Regions from separate parts of the Homo sapiens genome. Here all the other regions are linked to region 3. A link is a loop called in an ENCODE intact Hi-C map of the cell type or tissue named here. Cell type or tissue: heart right ventricle. All regions are shown on one strand.

Region 1 (8,000 bases), 370 kb before region 3:
GGCGTGGTGGCGGGCGCCTGTAATCCCAGCTACTCGGGAGGCTGAGGCAGGAGAATCGCTTGAACCCGGGAGGCGGAGGTTGCAGTGAGCCGAGATTGTGCCGTTGCACTCCAGCCTGGGGGACACGAGCGAGACTTCGTCTCAAAAAAAAAATAAAATAAAATAAAATAAATATTTGTCAGAAGAGTGAATGAATAAACGAATGAATGAGTGGATGGTTTGGTAAACATCAACATCAAAACATGTTGCTGTTGCTATTTTGTTCAATACAGTAGGCTTTTCAAAAGAAGTTATGGGCCAGAGGTCCTGGGGACTTGATACATTCGAGTATCAGTGGTTCTCAATGTTCTTTTGGTGCACTTGCAAGGTCAAAGCAGATGCTACTGAGGGGCCAGGTGTGGTGGCTCATGCCTGTAATCTCAGCATTTTGGGAGGCCAAGGCAGAAGGATCTCTTGAAAGCCAGGAGTTTGAGACTAACCTTGGCAACATAGCCAGACCCCCATCTCAACAAACAAACAAACAAAAAATTAGCCAAGCACAGTACTGCATGCATGTAGTCCCAGCTACTCAGGAGGCTGAGATGGGAGGATCGCTTGAAGGCAAGAGTTAGAGGCTGCAGTGAGCTATGATTGCACTCCAGCCTGGGCAGCAGAGTGACACCATGTCTTTCAAACAAAATGTTATTCGCCTTTTTTCTTCTCAGTCTTTCAGGAGTGACATCAGAGTAGGATGATACCATCATCTGAGAATTTATTATTGTGTTTTAAAAATTTCCCAGTTTTATTAGGTTGATGTAAAAGTAATTGTGGTTTTTGCCATTAAAAGTAATTGGCGTGGCACAGTGGCGCATGCCTGTAATCTCAGCACTTTGGGAAGCTGAGGTGGGCAGATCGTTTGAGGTCAGGAGTTCAAAACCAGCCTGGCAAACGTGGTGAAATCCCGTTTCTACTAAAAATACAAAAGTTAGCTGGGCATGGTGGTGCACGCCTGTAATCCCAGCTACTCGGGAGGCTGAGGTGGGAGGATCACTTGAGGTCAGGAGTTCGAAACCAGCCTGGCTAACATGGTGAAACCCCGTCTCTACTAAAAATACAAAAGTTAGCTGGGCAGTTAGCTGGGTATGGTGATGCATTCCTGTAATCCCAGCTATCAGGAGGCTGAGGCAGGAGAATCTATTGAACCCGGGCGGCGGAGGTTGCAGTGAGCCGCGATTACGCCACTGCACTCCAGCCTGGGTGACACAGCAAGACTGTCTCAAAAAAAAGTAATAATTTTTAATATGGCAGATGTTCATAGATATAACCCACATAAAAGCTAAAGGGATTCTAAGACCTAAATGTTTGAGAACCGTGGCATTAGGGGCTGGGAAGAACCACAGAGGTTGACCACCCTGGCAGGTCTTGTACGTGGGCTTACTACAAGAGTCACCACTAGCCTTTTGACCTGCCCTGAGGCTCAGGTAATTATCTCTGCCAAAGGGCACTGCAGTCACTGCAGCCCAAGCAGCTGCTCCCCTCTTTGGAGAGAAAGTCACAGATCCTTGAGTTTGGTTTTCTTTGGCTCTGCTGCTGTGAAGCAAGCCTCAGTCCTAGATTCTTTGACCAAAGGAAGAAAGAGTTTGGGCTGAGTTTGTTTCCTTATGATTCTGCTGAAAGTAAAAACCACATGTCAGTTTGTCCTGTGCCACAAAAGTAGCAAAATCACTTAAGGTCAGGAGTTCGAAACCAGCCTGGCCACCATGGTGAAACCCCATCTCTACTAAAAATACAGAAATTAGCCAGGCGTGGTGGCGCGTGCCTGTAATCCCAGCTGCTTGGGAGGCTGAGGCAGGAGAATCGCTTGAACCTGGGAAGTGGAGGTTGCAGTGAGCCAAGATTGCGCCATTGCACTCCAGCCTGGGCAACAAGAGTGAAACTCCGTCTCAAAAAATAAATAAAATAAAATAATAAAAATAAAAATAACAAAAATTAGCAGGGCATGGTGGCGCATGCCTGTCGTCCTAGCTACTTGGGAGGCTGAGGCAGGAGAATCGCTTGAACCCGGGAGGCGGAGATTGCAGTGAGCCGAGATCGTGCCACTGCACTCCAGCCTGAGCGACAGAGCAAGACTTCGTTTCAAAAAAAAAAAAAAAAAATCAACCACATTTGGCTTACTGTTTTGTGCTGAGGCTAGATGGAATGCCATGCTAAGAAGCATGGGCCTTATAGTACTTTAAATCAACATTAAAAAATAAACAGGCTGGCTGTGGTGGCTCATAGCTGTAATCCTAGCACTTTGGGAGACTGAGGTGGGAGGATCACTTGAACCCAGGAGTTCAAGACCAGCCTGGGCAACATAGTGAGACCCCCCCACCGACCTCTACAAAAAAATATTTTAAAAAATCAGCCTGGTGTGGTGGTGCACACTTGTAGTCCCAGCTACTCAGGAGGCTGAGGTGGGAGGATCACTTTGAGCCCAGGAATTTGAGGTTACATTGAGATGTGGTGATCACACCACTGCACTTGAGCCTAAAGGACAGAGCAAGACTTGGTCTCTTAAAAAAAAAAAGTAAAAATAGGCCAAGGGCGGTGGCTCACACCTGTAATCCCAGCACTTTGGGAGGCCGAGGCGTGCGGATCACAAGGTCAGGAGATCGAGACCATCCTGGCTAACACGGTGAAACCCTGTCTCTCCTAAAAATACAAAAAATTAGCCAGGCGTGGTGGCGGGTGCCTGTAGTCCCAGCTACTCGGGAGGCTGAGGCAGGAGAATGGTGTGAACCTGGGGGGCAGAGCTTGCAGTGAGCCGAGATTGCGCCACTGCTCTCCAGCCTGGGCGACAGAGTGAGACTCCATCTCAAAAAAAAAAAAATTATATAAAAAACAGTAAAAATAGAAAACACACTAGCAGTGTGTTTATACCATTGAATATCCTGCACCACTGTTGTGGGCACTACACCAGAAATAGGAAAAAATGTGATGATGAGCTGAGCTAATTGAGATGAGGGTTATGGGAATGGAACAGAGGAGTGATGGAAGAGATTTGGATCTTTTAAATTGGCAAACAGAAAAATAAGATTCTTTTTTTTTTTTTTTTTTGTTGAAATGGGAGCTTTGCTCTTGTTGCCCAAGCTGGAGTGCAGTGGTGCAATTTCGGCTCACTGCAACCTCCACCTCCCAGGTTCAAGCGATTCTCCTGCCTCAGGCTCCCGAGTAGCTAGAATTACAGGCACCTGCCACCATGCCCAGCTAATTTTTGTATTTTTGGTAGAGACGGGGTTTCACCATGTTAGCCAGGCTGGTCTCGAACTCCTGATCTCGTGATCCGCCCACCTTGGCCTCCCAAAGTGCTAGGATTACAGGCGTGAGCCACCGCACCCAGCCAAGATTATTCTGAAGTGTTGCAGTTAGGGATTGGAAACATTTTGAACACAAAGAATATTAGCCTAGTCCTTAATATTGAGTGAATGAGGAACGCAAATTGGAAGGGAGTCTATGTTGAGAAGAAAATTAAATGATATTTACTTTGAGTAGGGGAGGGGGAGGAAGTGTGGAGTTGGAGGAGTGGACAGTTGTCAGCTGAGATGCCCAGGTCTAGGAATGAGGCCTCTGGAAGCAAGGTCTTGGCCACCTGGAGGAGCTGGGGAGTTGGCAGAGGTGGTCATTTTGCATGTTACCACAGGGTGGTGCTGTTGGCTGCAGAAGGGGACATGGTCAGCTGCGCCCTCTGCACTGTAGTGCAGAGTACAGAGCGTTTTCATCCATCAGAATCCCAGGTCCTGGGAGAGTGAAACGTCTCTTCTCCAGTATTCCAAATAGGGTTCTGACGCCCCAGAAAGCAGTGATTATGAGCTTACCTGATAAGTATGAAAGACATCAGTAAATTCCTGAATCCAACTGTAACATAAATTTATTCACATCGTAGCAGTGATTTTATTACCACCTTGAAGGGAGCAGCCTAAAAATTCTCGTTCACCGATCACTTTCCTCACTGTGCTATCATCTATTAAAGTTTACTTTAAAATGCAAGATGATGTAGGAATTTCTTCTTAAATTCTTACCAAATAAAAATTAAAAACAATTTATAAATCCATTCAAATAAAAATTGATAATTATTCAATTCTTACGGACTTCTAAAATTTGCTACCATACATAGCTGTCTTGTGTGTAAAAATAACGTGGAGAAGAGACATTTGAGGCTTTTGATTTAAGAGCTATAAATCAGGACTTGGTCTGAAACTGACAGCTGATATTAGGCAGAAAGCTTATGTAATTAGGTAGTATTTGTGTGATCTTCCTGTTTGTAACAGCTACGGTCTGAGTAGCTTGTGGGTATATTATATAATTCCTTCCTTGGAGTCTTGTTGAAAAATGAAAGGACAGTAAGACCAAGACCTCTCAGGTTTGCTGACACTAAAAGTGTACAAACTGTGCCACAGGATCTTAGCCATCCAGGGCACCTTAAGTGTTTCCAAGATCAAGGTGCTGTTCTGAAACGTATCCTTCTAAGTGTCATGTGAGGCCTTAGAAAGAATGTTTATATGTGTGGCTTAGAGGAAAAAGGTAGAATGAATACTTTGTAAAAAGCTTTAAGATGAAATAACAATGAAAGGTATATAAAATCTTTGTTTTTAATCCTTATTTAGGACCATTACATACGCAATATGCTTGTGACCCTCCCTGAAGTTGGCCGTTTTCAGTGAATACATTTAAATAAAAATCTCAAGTTAGGACCTGCCAATTTGGAAAGACTTCATCAACTGACACTTCCATGTGGTTCTTTGCTTAAGTAGCTTTCATCACGTGATGCTAGTGCCTTTATATCTCACACTTCCAGGCACTTCACAGGCTATCTCCTTCAAGGACAGTGTGCTGTCCATTTTAATCCTACCACCTGGCATACTTGGGTGGATAGGTGGATGAACGAGTGTTAATTTCCCATTTTATTTATTTATTTTTTATTTATTTTGAGACAGAGTCTCGCTCTGTCGCCCAGGCTGGAGTGCAGTGGCACGATCTTGGCTCACTGAAAGCTCTGCCTCCCGGGTTCACCCCATTCTCCTGCCTCAGCCTCCCGAGTAGCTGGGACTACAGGCGCCCGCCACCACGCACAGCTAATTTTTTGTATTTTTAGTAGAGACAGGGTTCCAGCGTGTTAGCCAGGATGGTCTTGATCTCCTGACCTCATGATCCAGCCGCCTTGGCCTCCCAAAGTGCTGGGAATACAGGCATGAGCCACCGTGCCCGGCCTAATTTCCCATTTTCAAGTAGAAAATAAGATTACAAAAGAGCAATAAAATCCAGAAGTTCAGAGAGTACCAGTTGCCTTTAGCATGTAACTAAATCTTTCCTTTTACTAAGAGTGAGGTAAGAAGTTGAGCCCGCCCCAGTGATCCTCCCCCTCCTTTGGACTCCTGGTATATGTGGTCCCTGTTCTGGGGATGGGGAAGGTGAGAGAGGTGAGCACATTTTGTTTATCTGTGTATGCTCTGCTGGTATCAAGGTAAATCTTCTTGAGTAAATGGTTATTGAAGTATTTTGAGTTTCTGTGCTTTTGCCAGATGTGCTCAGCAAATCGTTTGTTATAAACATACTTTATCTCTCATACTAGGAAGTGTTTCATTTCAGAATCGTAGCTGTATGTTTGGTAAGAGCCTCTTGATTTTGAAGAATACTTTGCTGTTGCAGTTTTTGTTGTTGTTAGAGAAGGGGTCTGTGTTGCCCAGGCTGATGTTGAATTCCTGGGCTCAAGCAATTTTTCTACCTAGGCCTCCCCAATTGCTGGGATTACAGGCATGAGCCACTGTGCCAGGCACTATTGCGATTTTTTAAACATGGGCTTTTCTATATCTGCACTTAGATCTTTTTATTTTTATTCTTAGGTCCTACTGCTCTGTTGGCTCATGAAATAGGTTTTGGAAGTAAAGTTACAACACACCCTCTTGCTAAAGACAAAATGATGAATGGAGGTAAGTATATGCTTGTTTTTGTTTGTTTGTTTGTTTTTTGAGATGGAGTCTCGCTCCATCGCCCAGGCTGGAGTGCAGTGGCGTGATCTTGGCTTACTGCAATCCCTGCCTCCCGGGTTCAAGCGATTCTTCTCTCTCAGCCTCCTGAGTAGCTGGGATTACAGGCGCATGCCATCACACCCAGCTAATTTTTGTATTTTTAGTAGAGATGGAGTTTCACCATGTTGGTCAGGCTGGTCTCAAACTCTTTTTTTTTTTTTTTTTTTTTTTTTTTTTGAGACAGAGTCTCGCTCTGTTGCCCAGGCTGGAGTGCCATGGTGCGTTCTCTGCTCACTGCAACTTCCGCCTCCCGGGTTCAAGTGATTCTTCTGCCTCAGCCTCCTGAGTAGCTGGGATCACAGGTGTGCTCCACCACGCCTGGCTAATTTTTGTATTTTTTAGTAGAGATGGGGTTTCTCCATGTTGGTCATGCTGGTCTTGAACTTCTGACCTTGTGATCCACCCGCCTCAGCCTCTGAAAGTGCTGGGATTACAGGCATGAGCCACCGCGCCCAGTCTCGAACTCTTGACCTTGTGATCTGCCTGCCTCAGCCTCCCAGAGTGCTGGGATTACAGGTGTTAGCCACCGCGCCTGGCCCATATGCCTGTGTGTGGTTTTTTTTTTTTTTTTGAGATGGAGTCTCTCGCTCTGTTGCCCAGGCTGGAATGCAGTGGTGTGATCTCAGCTCACTGCAACCTCCGCCTCCCGGGTTCAAGGGACTCTCCTGTCTCAGCCTCCCGAGTAGCTGGGATTACAGGCATGTGCCACCACAAGTTTCTTGTAGACTGGGCACAGTGGCTTCCGCCTGTAATCCCAGTACTTTGGGAGGCTGAGGCGGGTGGATCGCTTGAGCCCCGAGTTCGAGACCAGCCTGGGCAACATGGTTAAACTCCATCTCTACTAAAAATACAAAAAACATTAGCCAGGCATGGTGATGCACACTGGTAGTTGCAGCTGCTCAGGAGGCTGAGGTGGGATGATCGCTTTAAGCCTGGGAGGTCAAAGCTATGGTGAGCTGTGATCTCGCCACTGAACTCCAGCCTGGAGGACAAAGCAAGACCCTATCAAAAAAAAAAAAAAAAAAAAGTTTCTTGTGTACCTGTAGAATTTTATCTATCACATACTCATTATCCTTTTTATTTTAACTAAAATGAGATCTACTAAATGTATTGTTCTGCAGCTTGCTTTTTTTAACTTAATGTTAATATCTTATGTTATCTTTTAACAGCACATGTAGATTTAGATTTGCTTCATCCTTGTTAAGTACAGCTGCTAGTCCAGTGTTGGAATGTGCCATGCTGTATGTAACCTTCTCCTGGGGGTGGGCATGAAGGTGGTTTTCTGCTTTTGCCCTTGTAAACCATGCCATAATGATCATCCTTGAATGCCGCTGTGAGCATATCTGAGCTCCACTTTAAAAGTGATGCACTTTTCATTATACTGCATGTTTTTTAATTACTAAACTTTAGTTTTTTAGAGCAGTTTTAGGTTCACAGCCAAATTCCCGTCTACCTTGACCCACTCGCCACTCCCCAGGCCCCCGCCCCTGGCCATGCATAGCCTCCCCTACTATCAACATCCTGCACCAGAATCTGTACCCACATTGACACATCATCATCCAGAGTCCACAGTTTACATGAGGGTTCTCTCTTGCTGTTGTACATTCTACATACAGTTACATTTGATCCAGAGCAGTGTTTTCCTGAAAATCCATGGTTTGTTTATTTATTTAATGTATTTGAGACAGAGGCTTGCTCTGTCACCCAGGCAGGAGTGCAGTGGTGTGATCTCAGTTCATTGTAACCTCCACCTCTTGGGATCAGGCAATCCTCTCACCTCAGCCTCCCGAGTAGCTGGAACTATGGGTATGAGCCACCACACTTGGCTAATTTTTAAATTTTTTTGTAGAGACAGGGTCTAACCATATTGCACAGTCTGGTCTTGAACTCCTGGCCTCAAGCGATCCTTCTGGCTTGGCCTCCCAAAGTACTAGGATTACAGATGTGAGCCAC
Region 2 (8,000 bases), 330 kb before region 3:
TAAGCAAGAAGCAAAGCCTGCCAAAGGGCCCAGAGTAACCGGGACCTCGTCCTAAAAATCAGAATGAGTCAAACCAAGTCTACACATCAGAACTGGTTTCTTCTGTCACGTTCTCCTTGATGTGGACTCCCACCCCCAACGTTGTTTCTGATAGTAACCCCAGAATCCAGTTCTCTTTCAGTTGTTAAAGGTAAAAACAAACAGCTCATTTCCACTGTATACTTTCATAATATGTGAAAAAGATTGCACAAATTATGTTTCATTCTAAAGAATAAGAGTTTCAAGAATACATTAAACTTCAAAGAATCTTCGCTTGTGCTTAAAAATAATGCTGTCAAATTGCTTCATACACTTTATAAGACTTTAGGCAAGAAACATTACTAATGGTATCATAAATAAGTATTATAACTTTATTAAAATGAAAAGACAATATTCAAAATAATGCAACAAAATGAATAAAATCCTTTGTCCAATACTGTACACATAATGCAGAAATCAGTGCATTTTTCTTAAGCATGTTTTAACCTTCATTTAGTTCATACTAAAATATAATAAGCTTTAAATAGCTCAAATAATATTCAGCAGTTTAAACTGTAAACAGCTTGTTTAACTGTTAAGAGAACATTGCAGTAATGTACCTCTGTTAGTGAGCACCTTCTCTTCTGTGCTTATCTCTTCAAGATAAATACATGGAAGGATGTGAAAATCGGAACACCAACTATGTGTCTCACTGCATCTAAGTGAAGCAGCCACAGCTGTGAGAGTTTTCAAAGCAGAAAGATGCTGATGTGACCTCTGGAATTCAGACATACTGAGCTATGGGTCAGAAGTGTTTTACTTAAAAAGCAAACAATCCCCAGGAAATACTGAATAGGAACCAGCAACACAAGGCCAGCTTGTGTTGTATGTTTATTAATACAGTCTAAAAAAAAAAAGCAAAACCACAACACACATCCCCAAACAATAACTCTCAATCACATAGCTAATTGCTTCATTATTTTGTAAAACTGACATCCTAACACTGGCACCTAGAATACTTTTCCATCTGAGTCTAACGTACCCCACTGCCTCTAATACGGCCCGCACTACGATGAGCTACTTCAGTGGGTGGGACCAAGCAGGAACTGTAAGGGAAAATTAGTCACTAGTTCTATTATCGTTTTATTTTTCAAGATGTGTGACAGGTACAGGTGACAATATGGTTGCCAAGTAACCTGCTCTCCCTCCCTCAACAAGACGCAACATGAAACCTGGAAGTATGAGGCCTTGGTATGATTTTTAACCTAAGCAGGTACACCCATGGTAAAGAATGGATACCCTGCCCTCCATGGAAAAGATTGCCTGCAAAAATAAATGGAACAAAATAGAAAAGGCCTAAAAGCCAGAAATCTTCAAACTTACTAAACAAAAATATTTTTTAATGATTCTGATCTAAACAATACTGTATCTTCTTCCATTTGCTCAATTTTCAGTCTATCAGGACTCATTTCTCCAGCTTGAGTTTATTATTCTGAATATATATTACTCTACGATAGTAACTAATTGGTTAACCTGCAGCTATGGTCTATGGTTATACCACAAGTTTATATATAGGTATGTAATGTATGCATATATAAAAAGCTTCCCCATCCTCCCCTCCCCACCATCACATCTTTAAATTATAGACTTGTAAGACTTTTTTCCAACACTAACAAAGTCAGGGTTTCTCAGCATAACAGCATCTCACAACTGCTCTAAACCTTCCACATGAAGACAGAGAGTTCAACTATTTTATTTTGCAATCTAAGGGATTTTTCTCTGCACTTCAATCAAACTGGAAAATTGAGAACCATTTGCTCCTATGTAACCTCTGCTGAACCATGACCCCAAGGTCTAAGGAGAAACCACATAGGATAAATGTTTACGCTTCACGTGGCCACCCAGATCCATTTTTGTTTTTGAGTCTGGCTTTTCTGTGGCTGAAGATATACCGCAGTCAGCAGGTAATGGCTGGATTTGGGCGCCTCCATTTGTTTCTTCTGCTTCCCTAAAAAATTTTTCATATTTGTCCAGGTATGGTGGTCGTTCAGGTAGTAGGTAATAATGTGTTGAACTAACCTTCTTCCCATTTTCAATAATGGGCAGAATGCAAGGAACCTTACTGGCAGATCCTTCGCTGTTCTGTCTTTGCAGTGCTTTGCTGCTGACATACTTGGGATCAGGGGCAAAGCTCTGTGTCGGGGGCATGACCCCATTGAGGTAAGACGGAAGGCTTTTGGGACTCGGTGTGCGCGAGTTACTCGGTGACAAAGGTTCTCTTGGCGGTACTTTGGGAGGCCTGTCTTCATCACTATAGGTGCTCGAAGTAACTTCTGCTGACCATCTTCTATAATCTGGCTTTACTGGTCTAGGAGGTATGGGAACTCTGGGGGGAACCTCAGGTTTGTCTTCATCGGAGTTAGGAGAAGCTCTGTGTATACAACAGTTGGATATCCTTATGGCTGGCTTGTTAAAGGAGCCAGCTGGTCCCGAATGAGACCTTCTTAATCTTCGGTGGGTCTGAGGTGGAGGAGGATTTGGATCTGGGACACCTCCATTTTGGTCAGACACATAGCTGAGATCTGCTGCAGAAACAGCTGGGGTATCAAAATATGCATAGTTGATTTGTCCACACCCACGGAAGCTTCGCCTGCCAGGAACATCATATTTGAAATCAGAAAGTGTAGAGTCTTCTAAAAGGAAGTCTGTATCTGAGCTAGTTAGGAATTCCACCTCACAGTCTGTGTCATCCAGAGAGAGGGCTTCAGAGATTGGCAACGGTGGAAGAGGCCTAGAACCCCGTTCACAAAGAGGGGCACAGGGGAAAAGGGAAGGGGAGTTTTTTATGGGTGTCAGTGGAGGGGTGGAAGCACAAACCCCATTCACTGTGAGTTTCTTAAAACCACATACAACTTGATCCTCTTCATGTGGTCCCAAGTTTTCACTTGGGGGAATAAGAAGAGGGGGCAAGCTGGACTTTTGAGATGGACCATTTTCTGCAAAGCAGTGGCCATTCATCGGAGCAGATTTGGAAGCATGCCCTGGAATGAACGAGAGATATTAATAAAAGATCAACAATCCTCTCTCCACCTGTGTGAGGGAGAGAGCACCCCAGCTACCTATGCTTCCACAGCTTTCTTCCTGAGTGAAACACTTGACTGCTGTCACCCCGAGAACACCCATGCAACCACCACAGGTGTAATTAGAGAGCAGAAGATTCTTAACGCACATGGTGTGGTTCAAAGAACAAACTATCTCCTCTATCTCCCTTGGACATGTGCACAGCGCACACCCACACATCACAGGCAAGTTTTGTGACGTGTGTAAAATTCGCGGAAGATGAATAGCATATAATTTACATGAATACCATACTGTACCAGCCTTGCCATTTAAGACATGCGACCATACTAGGCACGTAGGGTACCAATGAGATAAGACAAAGTCCTTATTGCTGGCACATCATAATATTGTGAGTGAATGGACTTGCCTGCAATGTGTTCAGTTCACACACAGCTCTTGACAAAGATCCAAGGAACAGAATATTCACATTAAAAATACTATTTTTTAAGTTTTGAGGAACATTTATACTATTTTCATCTATTACTGTCAAACATGCATTCGATACTAGTAAGAAAGGTGGGAAATCTCGCCTAAGGTTTCATGAAGTAAAGTATGCATCAGAGCTGGAATGAGAACTAATTCTTGATTTTAGAAGATCCCACGTCCATGAACAGTCCTACTTAGCAATCAGTGACTCAGAATGAAGGCAGTCGAGTACAATAGCTTGAGAAAAACACAGTTATCTTCTGAATCTGTTGCCACTAGGGGTCAGGCTGTTGTTGGAAATAGTTCAGGTTTCCTCATTTAAAAAATAATGCTGGAGGACAAGCTAACCCGAATCCAGACTGTTCTTCTCAAATGCTTACTGTGATCAGATTTTCAGAATACATACCAAGTGGTATTAGGCGCTCCTGAGCAGAAGAGTTCAGACTGTAGGCCATGGTTATCGGGTCAATATTTAAAAAGTTGCTGAAAGGAGAGGAAGCTACTTTGGTCATAAGCGAAGAGCAATCACAGCCTCTCCCATTTTAGTGTCACATATTTATCCAGATTACAGCAGCATTACATCCTCTACTTACTTTTTAAACTCACTGCGACTGCTCCAGTAGGTCTTCCTCATATTCCCCATGGCTCGGCCATTATGTAGAAATCCAGTTTTTAATGGGACTCTGATCTCCTGAGCAGCAACTCCTGCTATTGACATTGTGCCTTATTCTGGGACATCTCCAAACCTGTGAGGCCCAGGCACTTTAAAATCAACCAGTAGCTTTCATTCCCTGGGAGGTAGAAGAGATGAGAGAATAAAGAAAACAATTCAGAAATACCTCCATTAGGACAGTCTAAATTACAGCAAAGCTAACAGAGGATTTGGGGGATGCTGAATAGAAAAAATTAGTTGTAGACTTTCACTTAATTCTCACAGCTCGTGAGGGTACTTATATGTAAACACTAAAAATGATTTTTTGTGTAAATGCTAATCCAAAAGACATGAAATGTTTTAGTGAAATGAGAAATAATCTATTGCCAGCAAAAGCAGACCTCCTACTGCACAGCCTGAGAGTTGCACAACAAATCACACTCACTTGGCAATGCACACAGACCCTCCCCTGACTTATTAAACCAGCCTTCTAAGTTACGGCTGCACTGGGCATGAAGCACCAGTGGATCCTGCTTATTTTTCCCAAGCTAAAAAAGTAATTTCAGAAGCCACTGTATTTTATGCTGTAGAACTAATACTCACTAAAACACAATGCTGAAACTAAGCAAGAGTTTCTACAGTATTGGCACCTGACTACCCCAGGGTCTAGCATTTATCTGGATTTTGTATTTCAGGGTTGGCCATGGGGAGACAAATTCTCCAGTTACTACTTGTTCAAGGAACAAACAGTAATATATGAAGATACTAATTTCCATTATCCTGTAAAAATCAAGTTCTGCAAGATTACTGGCTTCAGTAAAAGCCTGGGACAGCTTCCTCCCTCCCTTTTAAAGACAAGTTAAAGGTACATTCTTTACATCCTCCTTTGTGAAACACCCAGTAACTCATATCTTGCTTAGCTGCAAGGCATGGATAACAAAATAAGTACATTTTTCTTAAATTAGTAGTTCCTCAACTTCAGGACCGCCAATCCCCTTTGTCAGATGTTACAGGTCTGGAGTCCCTATAGCCCCCTTTTCACTTTCCTTTTTTATTATTCGTTATGTGTTAGTCAGCATCAATCTCTGCTGTCTTCAGATAGCCAAGTTTATTTATAAGTTTAGGTTTTTTTCCTTAGGCACCAGGATATTATTTGTCAACTATTGTGTAACACTGACCCCTTTTGGGGGCACGTACATATACACTCTTTAACACGATCTCATTCTCTCACTAAATATTAGTAAGGGATCAGTGCAAATAATATCTGCACAGCTGAGTGCTGGGCACTGTGCAAAGGCTGGGCACTGTGCAAATGTGACACATTTGCTGTGGGGGAGAGGTACACAGGTTTTTTTTTTTGTTTTTTTTTTTGCTCAGCAACTTCAAATCTATTATTTACAAATCTGTCACCTCCTACTAGACTAAGCTCAGGACAGAGGCTGTGTCTCAATCACCTTTTAACAATCAGTACCTGGAACATTAGTAGGTGCTCAGTAAGTGAATGTTTGCTGAATGAATGATTGTATAATACCATCTAATTATCATAATCAGTATCAACTCAATATACACATTGTGTAAGGCACAGGGTTTTTTTTTTTAAAGCTAAAAACTTTTAAAAAATACTCTGCAAGTGTTTATTATTATTTTCCCATTAGAAAGGAACACAGTGATAAGTAATGTTCTACAGGTTCAAGATTTCAGTAACAAAGTAGAGAAGGGAGATCCAATGACTGGTTCTCTGCATTTTACCCTTCCACAGTCAGCTGTTCTACCAGGCAGAGATTTTATGATAGGGTTAAAATATTATTTCAGATAGTCAAGCATTATTTTTCTTTAAATCAATCTCTCAAATATATGATAAAGAAAACATTGTCATTTAAGAATTCTAATTGAGAGGTCTTTTGAGGATTGGTTTTTCAGATTACTTCAATGAAGCAAATGTGTTATCTACCATCAAGCTATAAAAAATTTAGAAACCAATTTAAAAATACTGCTAGCCTCTCCCTCTGTGTACTTAGCCCAGTGGTTTATCAAGCTTTTTCTAAGCATTCTACAAGCACTGGCAAGACTATGAGGAAAGTATCTGTGGTAATATAAAAATGAAAGGCAAGATAGGAAGAATATGGTATTTAAGTAGTTTGAAAGCACACGTTTGAAGATCGCTCATCCAGATTACAGGAAAATGCTGCAGGGGATTCTGCAGGCCCAACCCCCACCTGTCTGCAAGCCAACAAGTACTACTAGTAATTACTGTGTGTCAGCCTCCTAATGCCATCTAAATCTTAGCTTTCAACAGAATGATTGTGTAACTATCGCCTCTGCAGAAATTGCCTTGGAATTCTAAACTTACATTTCAATGGTCACTTAAAATTATTTATATGTTCTAGAAAAAGTTATTTTTTATTCATTGTTTCCATCACCTACTTGTTAGCTTTCTTAAGAAAAAAATTTTTTTAGTATAAAAAGAATTGTGTTCACTAAGCCAGCTCACTTCTGACCACAATAGTGTCTTTGTGTATTCATAGAAGGTGACCTGCCTCTAAATTTCAATGGGGAATTGTGAATGGGCCATGTTATGAAACTGTCCGAACTTCCTACTTGCTAGCATGGGAGACGAGGGGGGCAATATAACTGCCATGTTCTCTTCTTTTGGAAAATAACTTCAAACTGTAGACTCAAAAAGGGCAATGTGCTATAGGTTTGGAAGGAAGCTTTTAAAAAAAATGTTTCTCAGATTGTAAACTGAGGGTATGAAACCACCTGAAACTTTCTCTCTCTCTAAAAACCTTCTAGTATTCAGCACAAATGGAAGCGGGGGGCGGGGGGGGGGGGGGCGCGGAGTAAATAAATCCATTTTACCAACCTCAAGCTAAAAAGAAACAAACTCTTCCCAAGTGATGTTTAATGCCAATTTTTCACATTTTATCTGTCTTACAACTCATTAGAGGAAAACAATTGCAAAAATGTACCTATGTGGGGAAATCAGTATCTAAAAAGTACAAGATGGGATTATGTTATGGAATCCAAGAATAGGAAAGCGAATGTGAATCCAGACAGCATGGTTTAGACGGGGACCCAAATAACCTTCAGCATAACTTCTCCAAACTTCATCAACTATTTTTAGCTTTTTTAGTGGGTCTAAAATGCAGTTAAATACCAAATTTCAGATGTGAACCACCTTTTCCTGTTAACTTGATTCTTTTCTAAATTCAACGAAAAAAGAAGCCCTAAAATCATTTGCTTCTTGAGGTTATCCTTTTATTAATCCACTTGTATAGCTTCAACTCATAGACAGCTCCTGAATCAATGACTCCAGCCTGGCTCAAGCTTCAACTTTGCATTTCCTATTGTCTGGTGATTATCTTTCCACTTGGATGGCCCTCTGGCATCTCAAACTCTACAAACCAAACTCCTCCTTTCACTTCATACTCCATTCCCCACTCCCCAAACCAGTTCAGGGTCTAAGAGGATCACACTTCTCAAGGCACCATTTTTAACCTGAGGCCATGTACATTCAATTGCCAAGTTCCACAGACTACTTTTACATGGTTTCTCAAATCTTACCCTTCCATTGACAGGCATCATTCTTCCTGGGGTCTGGCAATATGCAACCTATTCTACAACACTAGTACCAAGTCAATATTCCTTAACAACAGCTCAAGCTAAGATTTGCTGCTGCTCAAAAAACCTTCAAAGGCTCCTAAATAAAACCTCCTCAGCCTGGCAATTTAGGGCCTCCACAATATAAACCTAATCTATATTTTCAAGCGCGCTTCTATTTTCC
Region 3 (8,000 bases):
TTTCTCCATCCATCCATCCTTCCACCCATCCTCTTATCCACTCATCCACCCTCCAGATATCCAGCGAGTGCCTGGGTGTGGCAGACAGTGGTTGGCCTGGGAATCCAGCTGTAAGTGTCCACTCTGCCCTGCTGGAACTGATGTGAGAGGAAGGGAGACACATGGCTCACTGAGGTTCCGTGCAGCGCAAGCGCAGGGAAGGAGGACAGGGCGACAGCAGCGTGTCTGGGTGGCCTCAGTAGTGAGGTGCCGTTTGAGCAGTGTCCTGATGAAGCCAGGGAGTGATCTCTGAAGTGAGCACTTGCTTGACAGGCTCGAGGGAGCATAGGCACCAAGATGCTCAGATTGTAAAATGCCCCAAAAGTTGAAATCTCAAAGAGTTTGGAGCTGATGTGGCTGGCCAGCGCCCATCCTGCCTTTTGACTCCACAGGCAGGGACTAGGGGCTGGAGGGCGAGGTTCGGGTCATTCTTCCCCCTCCATCCGCCAAGGGTTCATTCCACAGATGGACACCATGTGCCTGCTGCGTGCAGGCGTCGCTGGGCCTGGGTCTGCCCGGGCTGTGCCCACTGCCTCCCAGTGCCCCTTTGTGGATCTGGCAAAGCTCTCGTGAGTGTGGCAGTCCCTCGCCATCTGGCCTCTGACCATCTTCGTCACCTGACGCTGGAAGCTCACCAAGGCCCCTTCTCAGAGGCCTGGGAGGGCTCCTCCACGCATGGTGATTAATGGCCATGAGGGGTCACGGCCGGGTCCCTGTTGTCGCCAAGCTGGGCCTGGTCTGGGATTGTGCAGCCCCCAGTTCCCTCACTGCATGGGCCCTGTGTTCTGGGGACATATAAGACATCCCTGACCACAAATCCACAACAAACAACAGGGGTTCTGGGGCCTGTTGCCAGCCTTGGGGAGTCTGGCGTTCATGACAGTGTCTTATCATCTTGCTGTGACCACTTAGGGCCAGTCAGAAAGGCTACCTCCCCACCTGGGCCACAGCCTCCCTCCCAACCACGGCCTCCCCACCTTGGTTATGATTTTCCCACCTGAGCCCCGGCCTCCCCCATGGGCCATAGCCTTCCTCAGTGTCACTGCCTGCTGCCTCCTGGAGCCCCACCACTCCTCTCTGCGCCCCTGCTGGACTCCTGGCCTCCTGTCTACCCTCACATCCATCTTCCACCCTGAAGCTGGGGGGCTGTAAACACGGGCCTGAGCCCATCCCCTCTTCTAGTCTTCCATGACACCTACCCTGGCTCCCCAGACCCTAAGGAATCAGGTAGAAATTCCTTCCACCAAACAGAGCCCAGCCCATCTTCCCGAGCCAGCCACCCGCCACGTTGCCAGCCCCCTGTACTACAGCCACAGAACCTTTGTGGGCCACAATCGGTTCCTGTGTTTAGGATCTTCCTGCAGGCCAAGTCCACCTCTTCTCTGCCCATCAATATCTGATTCATCCATGTAGACCTGTCTGAAATGCCACTTCCTCCGTGCAGTCCACCCTGCTTGGAGCCAGTGATTCTTTCCCTGTGCTTTCATGTGATGCTGCTTTACCCTTCATGGTCATGAGCTCAGTGAAGCGGGTCTCACGGTCCCTGATACACATGTAGCTGAAGCACAGAGAGGTTTAGTGGCTTTTCAAAGTCACACCGCTCCTTTGAGCCTCTGTAGACTCAGGCCCTGTTAGTCCCATGCTTTTCCTGGAACTGCAGACTTACCCTCCCCACATTTATGTTGTTTGGAAGAGCTTCAGACTTCCTAGAAAATGTGGTGTTGGGTGGCTGTCCTCTGGTCTGGGCTGTCTTTGCCCAGAACTGGTCAAAATGAAGAATAAGGGGCTTCCCGCTTACTCTTGGCTTGTCAAATCTTAGGCCCTCTTCCTAGAACTTTCTAACAAAACACAGATTGCTTCTACACGTGGGAATCGTCCCTGTCAGCCTCTCTTTTCTGAGAACCTGCCCTGCCTCCCGAACTGTGGGAGTACTGCCCTCTGGCCGGGTCCGAAAAGCTGCCCTTGACTTCCAGGTCTATTCCTAGCAGATGGCAGTGGGAGCAGCCACCAGCTCCAAACCACGAGGCCTAGGACTCACTGAGAGCCACATTCGTTTGACTTTCACATCTCAGAGAGGATTTCTCTCTACTTAAAAATCAAGCTGTGGGCCGGGCGCAGTGGCTCACGCCTGTAATCCCAGCACTTTGGGAGGCCGAGGCGGGTGGATCACGAGGCCAGGAGATTGAGACCATCCTGGCTAACACGGTGAAACCCTGTCTCTACTAAAAATACAAAAAATTAGCTGGGCATGGTGGTGGGCGCCTGTAGTCCCAGCTACTTGGGAGGCTGAGGCAGGAGAATCGCTTGAACCTGGGCGGCAGAGGTTGCAGTGGGCTGAGATTGCACCACTGCACTCCAGCCTGGGTGACAGAGCGAGACTCTGTCTCAAAAAAAAAAAAAAAAAAAGAATCAAGCTGTGATGATGAGGGTAGTCACCGCTGCTTGCTGTTTGTGAAGTCCTCACTACACACGAGGCCACGTGTGAATGAATCTTAATCCATTCTCCGACCTTGCTGGGAAAGAGGTATCATTCCCCCATTTGACAGATCTGGATCCTGAGGCAAGCACACCCAGTACCTGGCCCACGTCACAACAGGGTGGAGTTTGAGCCCGGGGAGTCTGAGTCCAGCCTCATGCCGCTGAGTGCCTTAGGAGCGCTGTGAGCCGGCCAAGCCCCTGAGGGCGGGCAGCTTCCTGCCCGTCTGTCTCCTGAACACTGTGCTGCTGCAGGGAGGCCTTCTCGCTCCCCAGGGCTCGCTCCCCAGGGAGCTCAGCTTGGAGGGAGCTTCTCATCCTATTCAGAGGCGAGGGGACAGCGGGAGAAGGCCTCTTGCTTTATCGATCAGCGCTCTGTGAGACTCATGCTTCTCAGGCCACTCAAAACAAAAACCACATCACCAAGATCTGAAGCCACTCCTGACTTTCCTGTCAGCAAACTTGGAAAGTGGCTCCCATTCCTTGATGCCACTCAGAAACGAAACACACCTAACAGCCATCGAGCACTGCCCACAGCACTTAGCATGGAAACTGAACGTCATCAAAGGAATTGCCCTAGAGGTCATCGCCTCCCTGGGTTTTGTGTTTCTTCCTCCCTAGGCTGTTGGGCTAACCCTGGACCATTCCCTGGGGAACCGGGACAGGGTAAGGTGGCATTCCCTGGAGAACCGGGAACCGGGACCCGGTAAGGTGGCATTCCTACACTCACCAGGCTGGGCTACAGGTTTCTGGGGGAACAGGGATGATTTCCCTGGAATATGCAAGAACTGACAATTGCCTGGCCCCCCCGCAGTCGGGAGGTCCTGGCCCTCCCTGCACCTGCTCAGAGTGTGTCTGCAGAATCCACTCGGGTGCGTGGGGCGTGACGTATCATCCTCAGCGGGGAGCGGGTGGAGGGCATCCGTAGAGGGAAGGAGCAGGTGTCTGGAACTGGGGGTGGGTACTTTTGTGGCACACAAGGACCCCCAGCAGCTGCTCAGGGGGCTTGTCGGGGAGTGGGGGCGCGGTTAGTTATGGGAGTCATGATTCTTGGAAGTCATCCGCTGCTGATGCCATCCTGGGATTCTCTTCCACACAAGGAACATTGAGTTCCTACCGGGTACCTCCCAAGCCTTGGGGGATGCAGCGGAGAACAGAAGAAACCTCCTGTTCTCTAGACAAGGCCTTTGCCCTCATTCTCACAGCCGTGCCCGCCCTGCCTGCCCACAGCCATCAGCCTCACCTGCCCACACTCAGCCCCCTCTTCCCAGCCATCTCCACAACCCGCTCTGCTGAGGCCTGTCCAGTTGCCTGATCTCTGACCCGCCTGTCCGGCCGCCTGCCTCGAGGAAACGTCGGATCTCTTACACAATGCTCGCTGTCAAACCCTCCAGCCTTCCCCACCATCGCCGGGGGCCTTGACTTGCCCCTACACCAGAGCTGCAGGTCTTGTGGCAGCCGCGGGCCCAGGGCAAGCACCTGGGCCTTGTAACGACTGCCACCTGGTGGCCAGGATGGGGATGGACTCTGTTCGACGGCTGCCCAGCAGCAGGGTCCAAGGGGATTGGGGGGTGGGGGGGACTGGGTGGTCACATGCCCAGAAAACAGTGGGATAGGCAAGAAATGGCCTCAGGAATCCTCTCTGGGACAACTAAAAGGTGCTCTAAAAGCCTGTTTTTAATTTGCTCCAATGGATACTCAAACCCTAGGGGTTCATCAGAAGCTGATCCCCCAAGCCCCATTCCCCACTTCTACGATGGTGTCAACCAGGGTTGGAGTCAGAGGGACTGCAGGGCCCACACGGCAGGCACAGTCAAGAGAATGTGAAGGGAGGGTCTCCAGGTGCCCAGCAGAGGCGTCCCTGGGAAGCCTTCCGAAGTCAACCCAAAAGGTCCTTCTATCTGGTCCTTCACACCCACTTTCCAATAGCACATCTGGACTGGCAGCAAGGAACCTTGCCCTGCAGGGCCCGTCCGTCCGTCCATCCGTCCGTCCGTCCATCCATCCATCCATCCATCCATCCATCCAGCAGGGTCCATCCACCCATCCATCCATCCCTCCAATATCTGCAGAGCAAGTGCCTTCCACAAACTTGGTTCATTAAGAAGGGGCCCGGGTGCCTGTGCATACACAGAACTGGGCTGTGGGAGATACAGGGGGACTTCTGCAGCCTGGGTCCCTGAGGTGTCAAAAGGGAACAATGACCACTCTTGACAAAGACAGCCACTAGAGAAGCCACCTTGAGTTGGAGAAGCAGAGAACCAGGTCCCAGAACTTGAGTTGCCAAGGATTCCAGGGCAGCTAGGAACCCAGTGGGGATTCAGGTAAAGGACCTCAGATACCGAGACTGTCAAAGGCCGACAATGCCGCCTCCGAGAGGACCGGGTGAGGCATCTGCAGCTGGAGCTCATCAGGGGCTGAGCAGGAGGCTGTTCCTGGCCCCCTGGGGATCCACGATGGATGCCAGCTCCAGCCAGGCCCCGCCTTCTAACGGGAGGTCCGGGAACCTTATGAACCAGAAAGGGCTTGCTTTATCCTGCAGCCCGTATCAGTCCAACCGGATGGCCAAATGTGCGGCTGCATCCCTTGGCTGGCTCATCTGGCAGATCCTCCTTAGGAGGAGGTAGGGAGGCCAAGGACCCCGCTGTTCCTCGGTCTCCATTGGGCAGCAGGAAGGGCCCCAGGGGTCCAGTGCAGGACAGACTTTTCCACTGGTTTTGGGGCCTGGCAGCTTCATCCCCAGTATCTGGGTAGCTGGTTCTGATTTCAAAGCTCTGAGTTCAGATATGTACCCAAGCCTTCTGGGCTGGTCAGGTGAGGCTGATGGTGGTCACTGAAGTCTGTGCTGGTGCCCAGTCACACTGCCCTGGGTCTCACCATGTGGTCAGGCTGGGGCTAGTGAGGGCTCTTAGCTCAGATGACGGCTCCCCACATCTCAGCTTCCACACAGAAGGGCTCTGGCCCTGACCCCCCCCCCCCCCGCCCCCCGCCACCACTCATCAGCTGATCACATCCACAATTGTATAGCTCACCAGTGCTGATTTTTGAGGGCCTGGAAGCTTGCAATCTCGTGTGTGTGTGGGAGGCCACCGCTGATCTCTCCACGGTGCATCCTTGCCCTTCAGATGCGTGATCTTGACTTACCCAGGTGAGGCTTAAGTGAGGTCTCTCCCTCCCTAGACTTACCATGGACAATTATCAACAATGCAGCCACACACCCAGCTGCACACCTACACTGTGCTGAGGCCCTGGGACTTACACCATGCCCTGCAAAGTGCCATCTTCCTAGCCCACCTGCAGTGGAACCAGCGGGGCTGCTGAGCCACCATGCTCAAGCTGAGGATGCGTTTCCAGGAACAAAGGGGCAGAGGGCACGTGGGACGTCGTTGGGGCAGCAAGAGGCGAGGGCCTGGCTTTGGGGTGCTGCTGGAGGACAGCACCATTTCCCTCCGCCCCGTCCACCCAGCAGATGTCTGGTTAGCATTCCCGGCCCTCTTCCTCACATGGGTGCGTGGCAGAGTGGTGACAATGGCCACAGCTGTTCATGCCTGAGAAGCTGCCCAGCTCTGATGAGGCCTTGTTGTAGCATGAACCTACTATCTCCTCAAGACGCTTGGATCCAACCATTTAACCACACTGAAATCTACACTTCACAGACCTGTACCTGTTAAACCCTGCAGCTTCCTAAGGGGCACAGTCCCGGAGACCCACCAAGACAGCGCCTGGATTCCAGCCTCTCCCAGCCACCCCAGTGCCATCCTCTCACCCAAGACCTGGACTGAGAGCCACCTGGGGCTCCTGTGGCCAGCCTGCGGGCCCATCCCTGTGCCCTGGTCAGCCACGCTGCTGAGCAGGACCCCTGCTGTTCGCCTCAAGGGCCGTCATCGTGTGCGCCACTCGGGTCTTTGCATGGCGAAGCTTTCTCAGGTCCTGAGCGAGGCAGTGCCTGGTGCCTGCTGCTCCCCAAGTCTTTACCACGTGGCGGACCCTGCCTGGTTTGAGGACAGTTTACCAACAGTCAGCTTTCTGGGCTGCTCTTGCCCCATGTCTGCAAACACCTAGAAACTGATGGCCCTATCCCAGATGACAAAGGGTGGACACACATTTCCGGGGACAATCCTGAGGCTCCAGGAAAATGCCCTCAACAGGTTCTGAAGCCACAGCGCAATTCCAACGCCTGCCCCCCTGTGGCCATGTCCACACCCTGCAGGCTGCCTGCAGCCCCTTTGGAGGGTTAGAGCCCCTTAGGCCTGGGATGCATCCTCCACCTGGAGTGCAGCTCTAGAGCTGGGTGGCTGGGGGTGGGGTGTGGGGGCACTGGTAGGCCACGGGGAGGCAGATGGGGGCCAGGCAGGAGGCCGCTAGGATGGGGTGGTTCCGATGTGTCTCCTGAGCAGGCAGGGTGCCACATGCCCATACATGCTGGTAACGCCCACGGATTAGAGGTGTGGGGTGAATGGCAAGGGGTGGGGGAAGATGCTCTTAGTCCCAATGCCAGTGCCTGCTTAGGGCCCATCCCGCTGCTTGGGGAGCCTCCAAAGAAAGACAGCACCCTCACCAGGGAAAGCCTCTTCCCAGACAGAGGATGTTTCTGGAAGCCACTCTGGGATGCAAACAGGGTCCCGAGCAGCAGGGAACAGCCGACTCTCCCTCTGTCCCTTCCCCACCTGGGGTAACAGCCAGGATCCCCGCCCACTCTCCAGGAATGAGACAGTGCACGGGAGACACCCAAGGGTTGTAGTGTAGCTTGGTTTTATTTATGTCCACAAATATTTCAAAAAAATTACAAAATACTCAAATGGAGAGAACACAGAAGTCACGATTTCTGGGTGTCTACTGTTTACACTGTGTTATCTCATGGCAAACTACTCATATATACATTTAGCTTCAAGATATATAGAAACGTAGCAAATCCGAGTGTGCACGCTGCCTCTGCCGCAGTGGAGTGAAGCTCAACCTCGAGGACACCGAACAAGATACGGACACACACAGAGGAGCCAAACCAAACCCCGAACAAAGGGAGGAAAATCCGAAGGAAACCGAGTGGTTGGGCTTCAAAGACACCATGAAGGTCAGGGCCTCCTAAACAAACTGTAGTTTATCTGGTGAGGGTTTCGGGTCGAGGGTTTTTTAGATGGAAGAATCTCAGCGCTTCGCCTTGGGATATGGGGAGAAAAGCAAAGCTAACAAGAATGCCTTCGGACGGCTTTCAAGCACAGACCTCAGAGGACTCGACTCTTCTTTGGAAAAATGGATGCCAAAGGAGGAGATAAAGAAGGTTTAACTGAATGGTAGATGTTGTGTTCTACCAAAAAGAAAGAAAAACCAGAAGCCGAGAAGGTGGGGGCCTGGATGCAGGAGTCTGGGAGCCCAGCAGGAAGAGGCCTCGCTCAGAGCCACGGGAACAAGCCTGCCATGAGGGCCTGTCCCCACCCCAGAAGGAAACGAATGCCTTCAAGCCAATGTGGCCTGAAGTCCCACGACAA

What was found. A loop is a pair of places that touch in the nucleus more often than their neighbours do. Peaks named below come from ENCODE experiments on the same cell type or tissue, not always from the same donor. Only the 100,000 strongest peaks of a DNase experiment are listed, where the experiment ranks them.
Region 1: it touches region 3 in a loop (4-fold over the local background); 64 of 110 quality-filtered maps call a loop at or near these places.
Region 2: a loop joins it to region 3, with 2.4 times the contacts of the local background. A loop is called at or near these places in 42 of 110 quality-filtered maps.

Annotation. Positions count from the first base shown.
Region 1 is chr1:7,971,791-7,979,790 of GRCh38, forward strand. It overlaps PARK7 (Parkinsonism associated deglycase), which reads left to right. Exons shown (of 7, transcript NM_007262.5): 6 at 5,862-5,948. Among named protein-coding and RNA genes, the nearest start is that of PARK7, 14 kb to the left of the region's middle. In heart right ventricle, a CTCF peak has its summit at 3,670 (motif pointing right); a DNase peak (open chromatin) is centred at 3,654.
Region 2 is chr1:8,011,338-8,019,337 of GRCh38, forward strand. It overlaps ERRFI1 (ERBB receptor feedback inhibitor 1), which reads right to left. Exons shown (of 4, transcript NM_018948.4): 2 at 4,158-4,355; 3 at 3,971-4,047; 4 at 390-3,059. The coding sequence starts at 4,282. The coding sequence ends at 1,873. Among named protein-coding and RNA genes, the nearest start is that of ERRFI1, 11 kb to the right of the region's middle. In heart right ventricle, CTCF peaks have their summits at 3,838 (motif pointing right) and 5,403; a DNase peak (open chromatin) is centred at 4,672; H3K27ac peaks cover 1,114 bases.
Region 3 is chr1:8,345,155-8,353,154 of GRCh38, forward strand. RERE (arginine-glutamic acid dipeptide repeats) reads right to left here. Exons shown (of 23, transcript NM_001042681.2): 23 at 7,250-8,000. Among named protein-coding and RNA genes, the nearest start is that of SLC45A1, 31 kb to the left of the region's middle. RefSeq lists an enhancer at 4,709-5,529. In heart right ventricle, CTCF peaks have their summits at 4,018 (motif pointing left), 6,720 (motif pointing left) and 6,930; DNase peaks (open chromatin) are centred at 3,987 and 4,992; H3K27ac peaks cover 1,916 bases.